Regions from separate parts of the Homo sapiens genome. Here region 1 is linked to region 2. The links are chromatin contacts, found by Hi-C or POLR2A ChIA-PET in ENCODE. All regions are on one chromosome and are shown on one strand. Each heading gives the region's core, a stretch centred on a gene start or an enhancer-like site at or near the end of the contact. The rest is flanking DNA. Distances are from core to core; before and after follow the strand shown. Region 1 overlaps USP24 (ubiquitin specific peptidase 24). Region 2 overlaps USP24 (ubiquitin specific peptidase 24).

Region 1 (3,824 bases), core at 292-2,791, 58 kb after region 2:
TTAGGGTATATGTGCACAATGTGCAGGTTAGTTACATATGTATATATGTGCCATGCTGGTGTGCTGCACCCATTAACTCATCATTTAGCATTAGGTATATCTCCTAATGCTATCCCTCCCCACTCCCCCAACCCCACAACAGTCCCCAGAGTGTGATGTTCCCCTTCCTGTGTCCATGTGTTCTCATTGTTCAATTCCCACCTATGGGTGAGAACATGCGGTGTTTGGTTTTTTGTCCTTGCAATAGTTTACTGAGAATGATGATTTCCAATTTCATCCATGTCCCTACAAAGGACATGAACTCATCCTTTTTTATGGCTGCAGAGTATTCCATGGTGTATATGTGCCACATTTTCTTAATCCAGTCTATCATTGTTGGACATTTGGATTGGTTCCAAGTCTTTGCTATTGTGAATAGTGCCGCAATAAACATACGTGTGCATGTGTCTTTATAGCAGCATGATTTATAGTCCTTTGGGTATATACCCAGTAAAGGGATGGCTGGGTCAAATGGTATTTCTAGTTCTAGATCCCTGAGGAATCGTCACACTGATTTCCACAGTGGTTGAACTAGTTTACAGTCCCACCAACAGTGTAAAAGTGTTCCTATTTCTCCACATCCTCTCCAGCACCTGTTGTTTCCTGACTTTTTAATAATTGCCATTCTAACTGGTGTTAGATGGTATCTCATTGTGGTTTTGATTTGCATTTCTCTGATGACCACCCTCAGTTATTTCTGTCTTCAATTTACTATCACCCCTTTTTTCTTACTCATCTGAAAGGAGAGATCTCTATGCCCTGACGCTACCTTCCTGCCTTACACTTGCCACTCAGCTCTGACAGCTGGATTATGTCCTCATGGTTTTACTCACACGCTCCCAAATCTCTCATGCCATTCTCCACTTTTCTAACAAGCACCCTATCCAATCCATACCATCTACTTCACATGACTCAGAAGGACCTTGTATACAAACAAACTTATTTCTCTTGCTTTCCTTTGTTCGTTCCATCTCTCTGTGTTTATTTCTCATACTGACTAATGACTCACCATTTCCCCACTCTACCAAGCTAGAAACCACAGGGCCATTTTATAAATGTCCCCACCCTCTACCTAGTCATAAATGTCATTCTGTCACTGCCCTTCATCTCCTCTCTGGATACTGTCAGCTCTCAGTCTACCCTTCCTCCAGTCTCTCCCACTTCCCTTCATCCTCTTCACTGCTGCCAGAGTAATTGTTTCAGGTAATTCTCGGCTTAGTAACTGCCTGTTTTTTCATGGACTACAAGACAACACTCGTATTCCCCAATGAGACCCTTCTTGACATGTTTCTCTCCTTCATCCTTTGCTTGAACACCAGGCAACTGAGGTTCCCAAGACAGGCGATGCGTCTTCATGCTCTCACTCACCCTTCCTTCCATTCCAGCTTGGAGTGCCCCTTCCCTCCTTATTTACCTAGAGGATTTCTAGGTAAATAATTTCCCAATTCCTAGCTCAACAGTCATTTTCTGTGAATAATTTCCTAACCTTATGACCCTAAGCAAATTCAACCAATGTAACCACTACTTTCTCACCCCTCCTCCTCACAAGTACTTTTTATATATGCCTCTGCTTTAATACCTTTTTTTTTTTTTTTTTTTTGAGACAGGATCTTGTTCCGTTGCCAGGGTGGAGTGCACTGGTGCTATTACTGCTCACTGCAACTTCCACCTCCCGGGCTCAAGTGATCCTCCCACCTCAGTGTCCCAAGTAGTTAGGACTACAAGTGCATGTCATCACACTCAACTATTTTTTTATTTTTATTTTTAGTAGACATGAGGTCTCACTATGTCGCCCCGTACGATCTCAAACTCTTGGGCTCAAGCAATCCTCCTGCCTCAGCCCCTGAAAGTGTTGGGATTACAGGCATGAACCACCATGCCTGCCCTGTTTTAATACTTATAATATAGTTACCTAGCTGTTTGTTATTCTTTGTTAAACCATCAGCTGCCTCTCAAAGGCAGAGATAATATCTAATTTATCTTTGCATCCCCAGCACTAATACCTTGCACAATATGGATTTACAGCGATAAAATTCACCTTATTTCAAACTGACATGAGACACAAAAGAAACAGATACAGCCTCCTGGCTTCTACTCTTCTTGAAAATTTCCCCCACTACCAGAGGGGAAAGAGACATGCTTCCATACGTTTTTCAAATAATCAGAAGTTATAAAATGATTTAAAATATTTTAAAGGACTGAAACATCATTCCTTCTTATAATAACTCTCACAATGAGTCATATGATACCTTGTAGGAATAAGCAAGACTTTGCAGGGGAAATTAACTAAAATAACTATATTCATTTTCGGCAACTCATGTAACATTACATTGAAACTCTAACCTCAAACCGCCAGCTTTGAGGAAGTTTTCACAGAAGGATTTGGCACAGCTTCTGGCCATGTCATCATCAGCTGTTGGCATGAGTTTGGAGCTTAGAACCTAGGGAACAGATAAGCACAATTATTCATCCACACATTTTCAGCAGAAATTACTCCTTTACTAAATAAAACATTCAGACAACTTGAGTTAGAATCTCTTTAAATGTTGCACACTGTTTTTCCCCCAGAAATATGTAGAAGCTGATGTTTCACGATAAAATAATCACATTTTCCCTATTCTATTTACTTTGGAAGAAAAATCTTTCCGTTCTAGAGAAAGCTGGTGTGTTCTTTTCATGAAACTGGCAAACATGAAAGTCTCAGACCCTCAGGCTTAGATAAGAACAGATAATTTCATGTGATATGCTAGATATATTCTTTAGAAAGATATACACCAAAGTTTTATAAAACAGCCCATATATTAAAAATGCAAGATGAGTTTCCCAACAATAACTCTAACTCCTATTTATTGAACATCTACAATGTATCAGGCATATGTATTTTACTTTATAGGTGAGGGAACTGAGACCTGAAAGGTTAAGTAGGTTAAGTGACTGCCCACCCAAGGTCACGTGGTTAGAATTCAAATCCAGATGTGTCTCATTCTAACACTCATGCCCTTCTATGACACCGCAATGCCTACACCTAAAGTGGAGTTCAACTGAATACTTTGGTTGGGCAGAATTTCACATAAATAACCATACTATAGCCAAGACTACAAATCTAGTTCACATTCTAGTTTTACCTAGCTGAGAGACCTTAGGCATACAATGCTCCCTTTTGTCCTAGTTTTCTCATCACTAAGTGAACATAGTAGTTGCCTTTACAGGAAGATTGAAGGATTAAATACTACAGCACAAGCTTTAAGGTGCTTAGTATAAGCATCAGCACAAAACAAGTACTCAGTAAACAACTGCTTATTAAGTTATGATTTAAAAATAAAGACTCTCATTGCCTCAGTCTTAAACTAGATGTAGTTCAAGATCATTTTCTAGTCTTAAAAAATCTGCTTCTATGAACCCATGAGTTTTATGAGTTTAGAACTTAATGTGGGATTTTGTTAAAGATGCCTTCTTCCTAGGTTGCTCTGGAGAAACAGGTCCACCAACCTGGGATAATGAGCATTACATGGGAGAAAAGGAACCTGTGCTCTTCTAAGCCTTTCAAATATATATAGCTCTTCGTCTACATGGACACTCTGACCCCAGCTGCCTCATGCTTAATGGACAACAATTTAGTGAACTGACAGGTTTCCTCAAAGACAAGGAAATATTCACTTTGAAGTTTCCTAGCAGGTAAATAAAAGTTAATGAACAAATTGCAAAGAAATTAACCTTTTAGCTGACAGCAAAATAAAAGCTTTTGGGAGTGTTAGGTTTCCAACTATTTTGTGTACCTAAAGCAA
Region 2 (3,532 bases), core at 145-2,644:
AGGAAGTTAAAGTTCATACGGTTAGAGAAAAGGTTTTCTATGCTGACTTGTGTTCTGCAATTTAAACATGTCTTCATCTGGCAACTTAATGCAATGTTTATCAAAGGGTAATAAAATGTGATAACTATTACATCTAATATTTGACAATTCATGATTATGTAAAACATGTACATTTCTATGATCTCATTTAGTCAGTGAAACAACCCAGCGACTTGTCTAAAGTCACAATGCTACTCTGCACCCATGTGAGAACGCAGAGCAGTGATAAAGCTGGGAGAGGCATTGATGGCCATTGTGCCCGCTTCACGTTGGGCACTGTGTGAGCCTCCCTGCCCTGCACCTGCCAAATATGGGCTCTGGGTCACTCCTGGGTCTGAAGGCTACCTCTGTTACCATCTGTGTGGCCTTTGGCTTACACACTTGGCGAATCGTTCTGAATACTCACCGTGTGCCATGGGGCTGATCTAGTTGGAGCTGGGGTGGGGAGGAGCAAGGACAGTCTCTCTAAAGTGACAACCTAAGCTGAGTGAGAGTTGGGGGTGAGTAGGGGGGCCCTGAGGTGGAAGGAAGAGAGTACATTTGATAAATAAAATTCAGAAAATGGGCCAGGCACAGTCGCTTATGCCTGTAATCCCAGCTACTTGGGAGGCTGAGGCAAGGAGAATCGCTGGAACCTGGGAGAAGGAGGTAGCAGTGAGGTGAGATTGCACCACTGCACTCCAGCCTGGGTGACAGAGCAACACTCCATCTCAAAAAAAAAAAAAAAAAAAAAAAAAAAATCAGAAAATGGGGGTGGGGAGGTGCGCAGGTGCTAGATCAAGCAGGACTGTGTTGAGGATTCTGGCTTTTCTCCTCATACAAAGCCTTTGAAAGGTTTTAGTGCATGAACCAGAGAGAAGCAGGGGTGGAGGTGAGGGGATCCTTACAGATGTAGGCAGAGAGGGGCTGATGACAGGTGGAGGAGAGGGACGAGCACCCTTTCAAAGGGAGCTGTCCGGGATGACATGGGGGTGCTGTGTGTGAGATAAGGAACACTGACGGAGGGCCAGCTTTGGTGGGCGCAGGGAGGAGGGGCTGGGCACATCGAGTCTGAGGTCTTTAAGGTATGCCAAGTGGAGAACGTCAAGAACAAGAGAGCTGGATGTTCATGTTCAGAAATCCAAGGTGGGTGCGGAGAGAATATGGAGTGAGGGCAGGAGGATACAGGTTAGAGACTCCACAAACCTTTACTGGTGGTCCAGAAGAGGCAGTACTAGGAAGGAGACAGAGAAGGAACAGCCAGAAGGGTTTGAGGAAAACTACGAGAGAGAAGTGTCAGGAAAGCCCTGGAATAGTGTTTCAAACGGGAAGAGCGCCAGGAGCGCTAGATGCTGCCGAGCAGTCGGCTAAGATGAGGCCTGAAAGCTGCAGGCCACCTGTCACCCCAACTGCTGAGTTGGAGAGAAGAGGGAGTTAGCAGGGAAGAGGCTGAAGAGCGAGTGAGAGATAAGAAAATGGGGAAAGTTAAGTTTAGAGAATTAGTCGAAGTTTGGCTGCAAAGAAGAGAAAAGAAGGCAGGGGCAACAGGGAGAAGAGAGGCTTTGACAGGGCAGAAGAGAGGCTTTGACAGGGCAGAAGAGAAACCAGTGTGCTGAGACGTCGCTGGGAAGGGTCTGGCAGGGTGGAGCGTTCTGGATATTGAAGAGTTACATACACATTAGAACGCAAAGCTCTGCCAAGGTGGGCGGGGATGAGCGCTAGGGGCTTTGGGTGGACAGAGGCAAACTTCCCACTGTCACAGGAGAGGAGACAAGAACAGTGCAGATGCTTGGGAATTAGTGGCCGCAGGAGCTCTCCTGTGACAGCTTTTATTTTCTCTGCAAATGAAGTAGGTGATGAGGTAATGTGTGGAGTGACCTTGGGCTAAGTCACATCACTGTGCTGGGCTGCAGTTACCTTTCTGTAAAATCAGGGTGACAGCTGCCTCACATAGTGCTTATGAGGATCCGAAAGATAACACTTAAAAAAAAATGACACCTACTACATCAGTAACATTCATTTAATGGGGCCTATTCTGTACCAAGTACTGTGAAGGGACCACAGAGGAGACTGCTGTTAAGGAAAGTTACAGACTATTGGAAAGACGTAATGATTAACTGACACTTAGTTCAGTGTTTGCACACAGTGGGTGTTCAATACATATTTATTTTCTTTTTCTACTATAATGATTGGTATTAAAGCTGTTTTTTTTTCTTTTTTTAAAAATACATGTCAAAATTTTCTTGGACTCCCCTGGCAAGCAGGTATACTTCAAGAGCACGGGAGCTTTTCTTTCAAGAGTCCACATTTCCAGGAAGGCTGGTGAGAGCAAACGAGGGACTTTCAGTAACCTGGCAAGGCAGAATAAAGTGAACAAGCTGGAACGAATCCCCCTGTGCCCTGGCTTCATCGGGACTACCTGCAGGCTGATCAGGGTGGCCAGCCACAAACACCTCGAGGCCTTCCATTCACTTCACACTGCAGCACTACTCAGCCCTGTAAACACACGGTTAGTGCATATGCTGAGCTGAGATCACTAGAGGGCAGCGCTGGTAACTCTTTGGACTCACATTCCAGAGGAAGCATCTTGTTTTCCCTCAGCTGTGGAAATTCTTTTTGGAAAGCTTAAGAGCAAGGCTGCCCTTTGCACACAAGGACATGCTGACCGTTATACCTGCTGTAGATGCCTGTCTCCGTTCTCATTGGCAGGACTACTCTCCGACCCATTACTGCTTCCTGATTGCTCTTTTTCATTCAACAAAGCTGTGGCATACGCTAACGTGTCCTGCAGAAGATTCAAACACAAGACGACAAAGTTAGGGCCCATTCAGTGGCAGCAGCAACCGCCAGGGAAGACTACCTTTCATCTGACCTTCAGTGGGACCGGAGGCCTGAGAGTGAGGCCTTCATCACAGTCACCAGAACCCCCTCAACCCCTGTCCCTTTTTGTGACCAGACTGCCCAACCTGTATGACTTTCCTTCTAGACAAATAATCTGCACAAATTTGTGTAAGTGTACACCAATCTGTTTTCTTTTCATAGAAATCCAATTGTTTCTTCTGCTTGTTCTCATCTTCAACTCATACCTCTCTTCTCAGAGGTTGCAGTTTCTGAGAAACACACTGAAAATCCTCCATAAGTGATTTAGACCACGCAAAAACAAGAGACAACTCTCACCTGAGCTGAAATGGTTCGCTGAAAGGTTTTTCCAGTTGATGTTTCATTAGAGACATTACTCTGTGGTGTCCAGTAATGTTCTGACATCTGAGATGAAAGGTCAAAAATGCCATCAGAGGTGACAAATAAGCCCCCATGGGTTCACAGTTTCTACCATTAGATATTGAGTCTTAAAAGCATCCCAAGTAGGGTACAAGTCTACCCAGACCTTCCATCACATAAAGCGATTCAAGACCTCAGTCAAGTATTGCTTCTTATATCATCATCCCTACCTTTTCCCCTATGAAGTTAAGACATATGTATTAGGACAAATTTAATGCACACAAGATATAAACTG

Evidence for each region. A loop is a pair of places that touch in the nucleus more often than their neighbours do. ChIA-PET counts read pairs that join two places held with the same protein, here RNA polymerase II (POLR2A). Pooled maps may share reads with other maps.
Region 1: a map of motor neuron shows a loop between it and region 2 (6-fold over the local background). The contact joins two enhancer-like sites. A Hi-C loop is called at or near these places in 13 of 168 maps with a recorded cell type or tissue (CD8-positive, alpha-beta T cell, HepG2, IMR-90 and 9 more) and 14 of 50 pooled maps. POLR2A ChIA-PET finds 5 or more read pairs at or near these places in 4 of 52 experiments (OCI-LY7, PC-9, naive thymus-derived CD4-positive, alpha-beta T cell and 1 more).

Annotation. Positions count from the first base shown.
Region 1 is chr1:55,127,095-55,130,918 of GRCh38, forward strand. USP24 (ubiquitin specific peptidase 24) reads right to left here. Exons shown (of 68, transcript NM_015306.3): 32 at 2,383-2,480. Among named protein-coding and RNA genes, the nearest start is that of USP24, 86 kb to the right of the region's middle. Within about 2 kb of position 1,542, at least 6 of the 41 ENCODE cell types and tissues checked have a DNase peak (open chromatin) inside an H3K27ac peak, as active enhancers do.
Region 2 is chr1:55,069,122-55,072,653 of GRCh38, forward strand. USP24 (ubiquitin specific peptidase 24) reads right to left here. Exons shown (of 68, transcript NM_015306.3): 66 at 3,196-3,282; 67 at 2,693-2,803. Among named protein-coding and RNA genes, the nearest start is that of PCSK9, 31 kb to the left of the region's middle. Within about 2 kb of position 1,395, at least 3 of the 41 ENCODE cell types and tissues checked have a DNase peak (open chromatin) inside an H3K27ac peak, as active enhancers do.